Linked DNA regions of Homo sapiens: region 2 is linked to region 1. The links are chromatin contacts, found by Hi-C or POLR2A ChIA-PET in ENCODE. All regions are on one chromosome and are shown on one strand. The core of a region is the stretch at or near the end of the contact, and the rest is flanking DNA. Distances in the headings are between cores, read along the strand shown.

The links. Hi-C counts contacts between places; a loop is a spot of excess contacts on that map. ChIA-PET counts read pairs that join two places held with the same protein, here RNA polymerase II (POLR2A). Pooled maps may share reads with other maps.
Region 2: a loop to region 1 is called in a map with no recorded cell type, with 12 times the contacts of the local background. The contact joins the promoter of CCNH here to the enhancer-like site in region 1. A Hi-C loop is called at or near these places in 3 of 37 single-sample maps with no recorded cell type and 4 of 50 pooled maps. POLR2A ChIA-PET finds 5 or more read pairs at or near these places in 1 of 52 experiments (GM10248).

The regions. Positions count from the first base shown.
Region 1 is chr5:83,841,839-83,847,985 of GRCh38, forward strand. No RefSeq gene overlaps it. Among named protein-coding and RNA genes, the nearest start is that of HAPLN1, 120 kb to the left of the region's middle. Within about 2 kb of position 2,918, at least 3 of the 41 ENCODE cell types and tissues checked have a DNase peak (open chromatin) inside an H3K27ac peak, as active enhancers do.
Region 2 is chr5:87,407,580-87,414,203 of GRCh38, forward strand. CCNH (cyclin H) reads right to left here and starts at 5,351. Exons shown (of 9, transcript NM_001239.4): 1 at 5,099-5,351; 2 at 3,645-3,767; 3 at 1,711-1,784; 4 at 397-607. The coding sequence starts at 5,215. LOC105379066 (a long non-coding RNA gene) reads left to right here and starts at 5,403. Exons shown (of 3, transcript XR_948543.1): 1 at 5,403-5,482. RefSeq lists enhancers at 4,978-5,107, 5,138-5,307.

The DNA of each region.
Region 1 (6,147 bases), core at 1,668-4,167:
CTGTTGAGAGCTACTGCTGAGAAAAAAAAAATCATTTCAAAATATTACTGCTCATTGACAGCGCATCTGGTCACCCAAGAGCTCCAATGGAGATGTACAAGGACATTAATGTTTTTATACCTGCTAACAGAACATCCATTCTATAGCCCATGGATCAAGAAGCCATTTCAACTTTTAAGTCTTATTATTTAAGAAATACATTTTGTAAAGCTATAGCTGCCATAGGTAGTGATTCCTCTGTGGATCTGGGCAAAGTTAATTGAAAATCTTCTGGAAAGGATTCACCATTGTAGATGCTACTAAGGACATTTGTGATTCATGGGAAGAGGTCAAAATATCAACATTAACAGAATTTTGGAAGAAACTGATTCCAACCCTCGTGGATGACTTTGAGGGATTCAAAACTTTAGTAGAGGAAGTCACTGCAGATGTGGTGGAAATAACAAGAAAACTAGAATTAGAAGTGGAGCTTAAAAATGTGACTGGATTGTTGCGATCTCCTGATAAAACTTGAATGGATGAGGAGTTGCTTCTTAGCAAATAGCAAAGAGAGTGGTTTCTTGTGATGGAAACTTCTCCTAGTGAAGCTGCTGTGAGCATTGTTGAAATGGCGATAAAGGATTTAGAATATTCCACAAACTTAGTTGACAAAGCAGTGAGAGGGTTTAAAAGGATCGACTTTAATACTGAAAGAAATTTTACTGTGGGTAAAATACTATCAAATGGCATCACATGCTACAGAGAAAAAGTTCAAGAAAGGAAGAGTTAATCAATGTGGCAAACTTCACTGTGACCTTATTTTAAGAAATTGAGGCTGAGCATGTTGGCTCATGCCTGTAATCCCAGCTCTTTGGGAAGCGAAGGCAGGGGAGGATCACTTGAGGCCAGGAGTTCAAGATTGGTCTGGACAAAATAGTGAGACCCAGGTGCTACAAAAAAATTAAAAAATAAGAACAATTAGCTAGGCATGGTGGTGTTTGTACTGTAGCTACTTGGGATGCTGAGGCAGGAGGATTCCTTGAGCCCAGGAGTTTGACACTGCAGTGAGCTATAATCATGCCACTACACTCCAGCCTGGGCCACAGAGAGAGACTATGTCTCTTCAAATAAGAAAGAAATTGTTACAGCCACCCCAATCTTCACCAGTCATCACCCTGATAAGTCAGCTGCCATCAACAATGAGGCAAGACCCTCCACCAGCAAAAAAAATATCACTCACTGAAGGTACAGATGATAGCATTTTTTAGCAATAAAGTATTTTTAATTAAGATACGCATTTTTTTTAGATATAATACCATTAAACACTTAATAGACTGCAGTATATTTTAAACACGACTTTTATATGCACTGGGACACCAAAAAAATGGTGTGACTCACTTTATTGTGATATTTGTTTTATTGCAGGGGTCTGGAATGGACCTGCAATAACTCCAAAGTGTGCTTGTAATTTTAGTCACCCTTAGAATTATACCCATTGAATGAGAAGGTGAATGCTTATCTTATAGCAGCATTTGTCAAGGTGGACCTATGACATTATTCCTGTTTTTTCTTTTCATTTAGAAGTCATCTGATTTCAGTGTGTCTGAGATGTCATGGTGCATATGAGGCCTATATAGGACCAAGCCCCCAGGCACTCTTAGTCAAGGTACATTTCAATAACGTATTGTAAATAGGGCTTCTCAGGCAATCAGGTTCCCTGGAAGCTTTGAGTTAGGTAATGGATCTAGTAGAGAGCAGCTTAGAGTAGCAGGTGTTGGGACAGATTAAGCCTCAGGCAGAACCACTGCCTAAATCACTAACTCTGCCTGACACAAAAATTTTATTTATTTATTTATTTATTTTTTATTTTTTTGAGATGGAGTCTTGCTCTGTTGCCCAGGCTGGATGCAGTGGCGTGATCTTGGCTCACTGCAACCTCCGCCTCCCGGGTTCAAGCCATTCTCCTGCCTCAGCCTTTTGAGGAGCTGGGATTATAGGCATGCACCACCATGCCCGTCTAATTTCTGTATTTTTAGTAGAAACAGCGTTTCACCATGTTGGCCAGGCTGGTCTCAAACTCCTGACCTCAGGTGATCCACCCACTTTGGCCTCCTAAATTTAAAATGTATCCAGGTTACTGTTGAAACACCCGTCGTTTGGAGGACGTCTGAACAGAGCAAAAAAAGGACAAAGCTATCCTGTATAAAGGATACATAAAGCTGGAACCAGCCCAACAAAAAGGTACTGCCAGAAACTCTATGAAGTAACTAAGATAGGGATCATTTTGGTCTTAACAGGGATTATGAATGAGAAGGAGAGATTTAGGCAAAAGGCTCATCAGCTAGGTCAGACCCACATGTAGATGTGGGGTGGGGATGGGGTAATCTGAAGTCTGATGCTGTCATAAGTATTCTGAAAGCTAAATCCATCCTGAAAATGTTGGGGCACATGGCAAATCTAGCCCTGACCTTCCTTACTGGGGTGTGATATCCTCTCAAACTGCTCCCCGATCTCACTCTCATTGCCTCAGGGTTCCACACTCAGCACATTACCGGCCTCACTCATGGCAGTACAGGGGTTATTGGGAACTCTCAGAAAGACTCCTGAGAAACCAGGTAGGTTTTGGCTTTGACTTGAAGACGGCATTAGTTGGCCCAAGACTGTTTAGCCAAAGTAGTTCTTGCCTCTGTCCTAGAGTGAACCCAAAGCCTCAGTCGCCAAATTACTCTGATGGGTCTCGTGGGCTTTCCAAACCACAGGGGCCCTCTCTGGGCAAGAGTTTGACTCCAGAATTAACCTCAAGCTCAATGTATTTCTTTGGAATCCTTCTGGCATGGAAACAACCTTCCCCTGGTAGGCAGCCCGTGTGTGGTGCGGCATTGCTCAACACAGCACATTCCCCTTAATGTATGACTTCAGAGGGAAGGTGGGGCTAAGGCTGGAGGGCTGAGGTTAGAGGTTTCTCAGAAATGCCTGTCTTACAAAGCAGTTATTTTTCTCAGTTGAACTACTTTGAGCCTATTGCTTTCATTTTCCTCAAATATCTATCAGTGCCTTGTACCTTATGAGCAAACAAACTGAAACAGAAAGTCATTTTTAAGTTAATTTTATATTTGGTACAGGATTAGAAACTGTGCTGTGTTCACACACCAGCTATAGCCTGTAGCACAGAAGCCGTGCCTGCTCTTCCAACACATCGCAGTGATATTCAGTTAGAAGGGGATTAAGGATAAGGAAAAAAAAAAGGTCAGTATCTATTTGTAGGTAATTCTCGAAGTCTCCTTTCAGAATCTCAATTACTTCTTCTTACTTGTATTTTTTTCCATGTGTGTCATGGACTTAGATTTTTTGGAAATACCAACGTCCTACGTTCTCATCAACAGCCATGGATCAAAATGCCAATTACATTTTATTGCAGTGTCCTGAGCTGCCCAGTCACCTCATGCTAAATTTGGGTTTAAATAAATAGAGTATTTTAGTTCCAGTGGTACTAGAAAGCAGCTAGAATAAAGACGGTTTGGTGTATTATTTTTGTACTGCTGTAATACGAAGGATAATTTTGAGAGTTATTTTTTGTTTTGTTGTTTTAAATTAAACAAATATATTTAAGATACTGATCTTTTTCATGAAAGATCCCCAATAAATTAAATATATAACCAGATCTAGTTTCCATTCTGAAAGTGCCAAGTAGAAACAGAGTTGCCAGCCTCTTAACCACTTTAGAACCTTTGACTATGTTCAACGACACACTTCTGGTATTATTCTCTAGTTTTTCGTGTGGGTGCATCTTCTCTCCCCAGCAGGTGCCTAAGGAGAAGGACTCGTGTTCTTCTTCCCTGGACTCTCTGGGAGTACCCACCATGGACCTGGTATACAGTTAGGGAGTCAAGAAATACTCGCTGAAATAATTTGCTCTTAATATAAAATTAAAGTTATACTATCTAGACTTATTTTTAAAACACTATTTTGGCCGGGCGCAGTGGCTCACGCCTGTAATCCCAGCACTTTGGGAGGCCGAGGCGGGCAAATCACGAGGTCAGGAGTTCAAGACCAGCCTGGCCAACATGGCGAAACCATATCTCTACTAAAAATACAAAATATTAGCTGGGCGTGGTGGCAGGCTCCAGTAATCCCAGCTACTTGAGAGGTTGAGGCAGGAGAATCGCTTGAATCCAGGAGGTGGAGGTTTCAATGAGCCGAGATCATGCCACTGCACTCTAGCCTGGATGACAGTGCAAGACTCTGTCTCAAAAAAAAAAAAAAAAAACACAGACACACACATACCAAAAAACACTATTTTTTTTAACATATATACATATATGCAGTACAAAATATAAACTTAGAAGTAAGGCTTCTCTTACCCTTGTCTCCTAGTCACCCAGCTTTCCTCATGAGAGGCCACTAGAGACTTCCCGCGTAACTTTTCAAAAATACTACATTCACTTATACACATCCATTTAGAGAAATATATATGTATGTATCAAATGCCACAAAAGTATATACATTGTCCTGCACTTGATTTTTTTTCACCTAATAATACATCCTGGAGAATGTCCCATGAAGCTAGTACATTTGTTGTTGGCATTTTTTTAAGAGCTGCATAAGAATACAGTCTACAGATGTATATTTCCCCAAACTTATTACTATTATAATCATGTAACAGTAATAGTTTTGTATACATGACATTTTATAAAGGTGTGTGACCAAAGGATAAATACCTAGAGACAAAATTGCTTTGTAAAGGCATTGACAAATTGCTCTCTACTAATTTTCTCTCCAACCAACTTATAATGCATGTGGTGAGTATTTCCTTGACATGCCCTGTGATACCCAAGTGAAGAATATGACATTATTAATGGCAAACACTTACATGGTACTTAGTCTGTGCCAGGCACTGGTCTATGTGCTTTACATATATTATCTCAAATAAGACTCACAACAACCTTGCGAGGGAGGCCCTTTCATCATCTCTAATTTGCAGATGAGATAAAACATTTTGCCTTAGGTCACCCAGCTGGTAAATAGCAAATGACATCTGAGCCCAGCCTGTCTGGCTCCAGGAGTCAGCTCTTGTAACCATGACCCTAAATTGTGCTAATTATGACACTTTTTCATAGTTATTCTGTATGAGATAAAATAAGAATATCTCAAGAAATACATGTTCTACAGTTGAATAGGGAGGACTGTAACCCTCCTTGTTGCAGTCTTTTACACTGACCTGAGTCCCTCCCCATCACTTCTGGAAGAATTGAGCTCCTGGTTCACTAGCATATTCTCTAATGTCAGTGTGGTCATAATTTAGGGGGATATCGATGTGCATGTAGATGAAGCTTTTATTACCTTGGCCTCTCAGTCTCAATGACCTTACCCTCTACTGTACCTCAGGTCTCTTTTCCTGTCATTATAAATGACATCTAGATCTTGTCATCATCAATGACTGCATGTCTTTTATAATGTGCATTTTAAGCTTCCTGCCCTCAGACCTATAGTTCCTATTTTTCTCAGTCACTCCCTCTAACGTCCTTACTCTACCAGACCTTTCACCCAGTGAGGTCTTCATTCTATTGATTCTATCATATTTTTCATTGTCTACCTCCACATTGATGCCCTCATTTTCCCCCTTATGCAGCAGCTTAGGTTTCACAGTCCATTGCCACAATCATTCTTAACCAGACTCTTAACATAGCCTTTTAATAAGTCTATTTGCTCTCTTGCCCCCTTTCAATGTATTCTCTAAACAGCAGGTGACTCTATTAAAATGTAAGTGAGATTAAGTAACTTGTCAACTTAAATTCCTCCAATATCCTCCCATTTTACTCAGAAAAAGGCAAAGTACTTTAAATGGCTTACAAGGTGCATCTCTTGCTTTATTTCATACAATTCTCCCACTTCCTTACCCAGCATAAGCCACACTGGCTTCCCTTTGGTTTCTCTGACTCTCCTGACTAGCTTCTGCCCTGAAGCCTTTGTATTTGTTTTGTGCCTTTGCCCAGTACATCCTTCCTCCAGATATCCACATGGCACCCTCTATCACTTCCACAATCCCAAGCAAGGTAGCATTGCAAGTATGATAATTTCAGTGGCAGAAGTCAGATGTGCAAATATTTACTTTATTAATTTTTGCTACTGAGTTCAACATCGTACATTTCCTTTCATAAACTGAACATT
Region 2 (6,624 bases), core at 4,101-6,600, 3.6 Mb after region 1:
AAGAATTTTTTATGGTTTAAATCAGGCCCAGATCCATGACAATATAATTCAAAGTTAGAAGAGTTATCTTAAGCCTTTATAGTAAGCACCGTTCTAAACTCTCAATGGTCTTCATTACATCCCTGGATGTAATGAAGATCACTTAAATGAGATTGCAGATCACTTAAATCAGAAACTCTGTAAGTCCCACCCAACAATCTCAGTTAACAATTTCTCCAGATGACTGATGATGCCCACTGAAGTTTGAAAACAACTGCCCTAGATGACCAGGCCAGACCCACAGGTTGTATCCATGCTATAACAACGAGGATGATTATGAGTTTTAAAATTTTGGATTCTTTTGTTAAAGAATAGGAAAGGAGAATGTAGTATTAGTTTATTTTACATCAAGTTTACCTTTAAGTCGATGAGGAAGCCCTCAAATGGTCTGTAAGGATTGTGGACAATAAGGTGGAAATTAAGTTGCTGTATAAGAAGTAGTTCATATTCCAGTATCTGTTCAAGTGCCTTCTCCTGTCCAAGAGGACTCTCCCGGAGGTTTCCAACAAACTGAGGACTAGATACATTGAATTCATCTACTTTGCAGGCCAAAAATGCACAAGTGAGCCTAGAGGAAAAAATAAGGAGGCAGGAGGCAGGGGGTGGGTGGGGTGGAAGAACATGCATATACTTTGAGAAGTATCTAAATAATTTATTTCTAAAAGTATATTCTATAATTGCCTAATATTCAAAAGCGACTGCTAGACATTGCAAGAATTGTTTTTTAAAAGACACTTCCTGTTCACACTTCATTAGGAGACGTAAGACAACTATAAAATTAGGTCAAACCAATATTGCCATGGCATTCAAACATCACTGACTCAATGACAGTGTTATGCAGTACAACCTAAATATCTGGAAAAACAAATTAACTGAGGAATAAGAGTACTTTGTATAATGTAGATGGAAGAGTTAAAAATAAAGCAGTACCCACATATGTACCATGTAAGTATGGGAAGAAAAGTAGGTTAAAGGAACATTGTGGAAGGCCATCGGCAGAAGTCTCTAAGGGCATCTGAATAAGGGACTATTATTTAAGGGACAAACTTGTGAAATTCACCTGGCCACTTCATGCTGTTCAGTATGAGAAAACAGTAAGAAAGCTACTGTAAAAAACAGTTGGCAGTGAGATCAAGGGCCTAATCTTGACTGGTGGAAATGGGAATCAAAAAAGAGAAAACAGGTACAATGTCATTGAGAGCAAACTCTTTGATGAGTTTCATACTAATTTCATTTTTAATGATAGACACAGCGCTCAGCAGAGAGCAGCAACAACAGACCTTTGTTCAACTGAAATGAGTATGAAGCTATAGGATCCGTAAACTGACTGGATGTGGGAGGGGCCACTATAAATGATTCTCAGTCTGAACAACTGGAAGAACAAAGGTGTCTAATAGGAAGAGATGTTAGAGAAGTAGCTAATTTGAGAAAAACAAAATTTGAATCTGGACAAGCTGAAGTTCACATACCATCAGAATTACTGAAGTACAGGTAAACAGAGATCTCAAGTTCTGAATAAAAAAAAAAAAATAGAATTCAAGTCTAAATTACCCTGTATTAGGAAGTCAGTTCTCTCTCTCTCTCTCTCACAATTCTCTCCTCCCAAAAAATACTCAAAAGATTATAAAGGTCTTCTTAAATGAAAACAATATATTAGACAGACATACTCACATTATTATCCTGGGGTGATATTCCATTACTGAGTTATTAAGATAAAAACGTTTGAAATACATACAAGCCGTACCCTAAGGGTTAAAAAAAATATATCATCAGGATCTAGTCACAAATGTTAAATGTTAAATTTTGTGAAACAGAACTTATTTATGGAAAGGTTTCTTTGTAGAGATTACCCAGAAAAATACTAATACTCATTAATTCTTCTTTAATCAAAACAAATTGTGATGAATTACTACAGAAATGCCATAGCCAAAAGATTCTTTCCCATCCTTTGCTTGTCTATCCCCAGCCTACTCTGGCTAATCCTTCCTATGGTCACTGGATTTAAAAATACGTGTGTGTGTGTGTGTGTGTGTGTGTGTGTGTGTATTAGAAATCAGACTATCAAAAATGTTCTGAATTAGATAAATTCAGGAAGAAAAATACAAACGTTCACAGATTAACCAATCTTATAAAAATACTGACAAAAAAACATGGGCAAGGCAATAAGCCTTCTCTCTAAAGCCACTCCATATTTGTGATATAACCATGTATCCATTCCATGATTTGTGATCACTGCTGCCAACTGAATGGCAGAAGCAGCACTACCATTTATTGAATGTATACCATGTGCCAGACTCTGTGCTAAACACGAAACTATCATCATGTTTTAATCCTTACAACAGCTTGGTGAAGTATTACTATCTCTACAGAGAAGGAAACTGAGTATCAATGAGGTTAACTGACTTATCTAGGTCACACAGCTAATAAGGAACAGGAATGAATTCAAGTAAGACCTGCCTGTACTTTTAACCATTATATCATTTGGCTGGAACCAATGAAATAACCACTTATCTATTTTATGATAGAAAAAAGAATATTTCCTTTTAAGTATTTTAAAAGTTTAGTTTTGTCATTATGTAAAACAAAAAATTATTCACCAATGATAAACATGTTATTTAAAAATAAATTCCATAAAGAAGTTCATTAAAGGATTTTTTCTTCATTTGATAAGATCACTTAAATTTACTGCCTCATTTTACAGTTCTTTTGTAAGAACAAGCCAAATCTGAAGATATAAACTAATCAAGTATACCTAAAACTCTCTCTGAATCTTTGACATCTCAGATGAAAAAAAATTGTAAATTCTATGGACTTAATATTTTCAACATACTTCAATTTTTTTTTCAACTATAAAAATGGAGATAATTTCCTAGAAAATTATTCTCTACTGGGTCGTAAGCTAGTCACGCTGTATAACTTTAAAACTTAACAGACTTTTACTTAAGATATACTTTTATATTTGGTCTTCACAACAAACCAGTGAGAGAATAACGTAACAACATTTTGAACACCCTCCCACTCTACCTTTTTTATCTTTCTGCTTTTTAATCTCAGCTACCTGTTTCTCCTCACGGTTGCCCACCCCAGCAAAAAACAAATAGGTCCTCAGAACCATACATCTGAAACAATAAGGCAATCTTTTTCACCAAAGATAAAACTCCAGCTTCTACTAATCAAGGCTTAAAAAAATCTTATGGTATCAGTTTCAGCTGGGGCATATGATTACCAATGATGAATGAATGCATTATTTCAAACATTTATTGGGTGTCACAGAGTTGGAAAAGCAGTAGTCTATGTTCTAGTCCCAGTCCTATGGCTCATTAGTTGAGAACTTAGAGGAAAGTAATTTATTTTTTTTCTTTCTTTATGACATTACCTGACCTCAAATTTTTTTCTGACCACAAAGTGAGACTTGAAATACTTTTGAAGATATGATACAGCAACTCATGATTTAAGGCCTGTATTGAAAAATATATAATGTGCCAAAAACTAATTAATTGTAACTAAGGTGAATTTTTAAGACTTGAGTGGACAGGGAATTTAGAAGAGGTCAAATTTCACAAGCCAACTAAAGGACATTATATTTCATCACCACTGTAACTTACCACAACAGATCTTGGCATTGCTGGCTTAAACACCGAACAGAATTCCAATAACCTTTTCTCATAGTATTTGCAGAGTGTCATTTCTTCATGAGGCTCAAGAAAGACTGGATCATTCGGAAGAACCTTTAGATCAACAATTACAACACAAGTTCAATGAATTCAATGAATTAAACAATTGTAAAACATTTTTCTCTATCTAGATTAAATTTAGTTTATATATCCAACGAAGGGTATATATCACGCCTCATTTTCTTTATAGATTCGCTAATCATTACACAAAATAGCTGTAGGAAAATATTTAATAAACTAAAACTGTACCATCATTTCACGACTTTTCGGAATGTCAGCTAGACCTTTGCTTCATTAAAGTATAAACAATCATGACAGGCTGTGTGCACATGCTCACAGTTGTGATATCATTATTTATAAATTAAAAAGTAGACAGACTTTTTAAAATATGATTGGAAAGCTTCCAACATCCGTTTCTCGGTCAGTCATTACGTCACAAGTTGTAAAAAAACAGCAAATGTTTCAATAAATTTCTGTTATTTTAAGCTACCCAGTTTGTGGTGATTTTTTTAAGGCAGCCCTTAGGAAACTAATTCAGGTGCTAAAATCAGTGATATGAAATAGATGTGAATTAAAGGTAGAAAGTAAAGTAACTCAGTATCGGTAATTTGGAGGCACTGAACACTTGCTGGAGTGGAGCTTGCAGGAAAGATTAAACCAGTCCGAGAGCTGTAACAGAAGGAACTTGGCTAGCGGGCCATAGTCCAAACCATCTTCAGTCACTTGGTTTGTACTTGGTCTCTGGTCTCCCTCCCTCATCCAACCCATTCACCACGAGGTTGCTAGAGCGCTGTTTCCAGAACGGAAATCTGATAAGGTTAGCTTCCCATTTTAAATATTTCAAAGGTTCCTCATCCTTTCAGTGGAAATGTTAAACGCCTCACTTCCACTTACAAGTTCCCTTCCTACCCTCCCCAGCCATTCCTGCACAGGTACTCAACTTCGGCCACATACGACCACAAACACGTCCACGCACCATCTCTGTAACTTCTGACCTCCCTCCCACTCTGAACGGTGGTTCTGACTGCCTGGAACTTCCTTTCCCATTTTCTCCGCATTGGCTACTGGGAAAAACCTTCCCCAACATCATCTCTTGACAAGTGAACGGCTCTTGCCACGCACTACCTTAGCACACTACTTACTCTCTTCTTCACTACGTTACAAAGACTGGTTACTTGTCTGCCATTCGACGACGGGGATGGCGTTGTTCGTCTTTGTACCCACGGAACCTGGCAAGGTGCTCGCTTATTTTGATAGAAAAACGCACTCCGCGCCGCAGAGGCAGAGAAACGACGGAGCGAGATTGTCCTGGGAGCCAGAAGAGCTCCCGCAGCTGCTCAGAATTTAGTGACCGGGCAACTGGGCAACCGTTGGGAAAACCTCACCTTCCCGTTGGCCACGGCTTTGCATCTGAATTTGCGGTTGGCGTCAGCCCGCAGTCTTGCCAGCTGCTCCTCGCTGGAGAAGGTCCAGTGCCGCTTCTGACTACTGTTGTGGTACATTATGGAATCGTGACCAGGTCCAGAGGGTCTGCAGACGAGAACCCAAACGCATCAGCGTCCTGGCGTAAAACACCCGTACCCCCACCGAAGATCTCGCGGAAGCCTAGGGCGTCCGGCTAGCCGGCGCTGGCGCGCTGTCGTCACGATTACGCGGCCAGCCCGTACGCAGTTGCATTTCCGGAGCGGACTAGGAACAGACCGTATCCCGGGTTCGTTAGGGCGCCCACTGAGACGTAAGTGGGCGGAGCCTAGAGAACGCTCCTCTCGGTGAGTCTGGGACATAGCTCCGCCCCTTCCAGGCAAGATTTAAAGGAGAAGCGCCCGGCAAGAGTGTTCAAGGGGCATAAACTGAGGGTACGGAGTAGGCAGATGTAAATTCACAGGGGATAATCAGAAATGAGGAAAGGATTTCGTAGGGTGCTCATTTTTAAATAGAGGCCTCACTGAAGTTGACATTTGTGAAAAGGCTTGAAAGAGTTGAAATAGTAGGTTGATCAATCATGTAGGGAGATCACGGGGCCCAGAAAGAATAGGTAAGATCTTCAGGCAGAAGCATTCCTAGCCCTTTTCAGGAAGAGTTTGGAGACCAGTATTCTTGAAGCACTACCAGAAATCTCGGAGAATGGAACATGGCTGAAAAACTTGAAGCAGTGGATGCGTATTGGCCCTTACAGTTCTGCCACTTTTGTTGCCTTGTCTGTTCTTTCTCTGTGCTTTTTTTCCTTACCCTTCTGTTGATAACTAGCCAATCCTCTCCCTCTGTTTTCATCTCTGAAGCCAGGATGTATGGTAGTATTCGTTTTATTGAGATTCCCATTTTCATTGCCTCTAGGGAGCCTTACAGTAAGCTATCATGAAAATTAAGGTATTTACTATTTTTTAAATTAATAGGACTTTCAAAATTGCAGGTGAGGTTCAAAATTTACATGGATTCTGGTTTGTCCCATTTAGGCATACCTTATTCTCTCATGTATTTATTATATATCCAATCCGAAAAATGGATTTCCCTATGGCAAATAGCTTTTCTAAAAAATAAATAAATAAATAAAAAGAAAGAGAAAGATGATGAGACCTAGAGAATTTAGGTCTTGAAAAGCCCACACAGGTAAAAAGAAGAAGTGGCAGGATGACTTTAACTCTGCTTTCTATTAAAATGTTTTTAGGGGCTTAAGAAAGGGAAAGCCTTTTCTTTTTCATTTTTGTTGGGTACAGCTGAGGTTAGAGTTTGCCACAGTTATCTGAATTCCTCAAACTTATGCCATTTGTGGTATATAATTTTGGAGAGCCACACACTCAACATATGTGGCTAACCTGGTCTCATAAATTGGCTAAGAAAAGAGAGAAAAAGAGAAGATCAAAGGGCATGGCAAATTGATTACAATGAATTGTGAACAACCTAAAATGTTGCA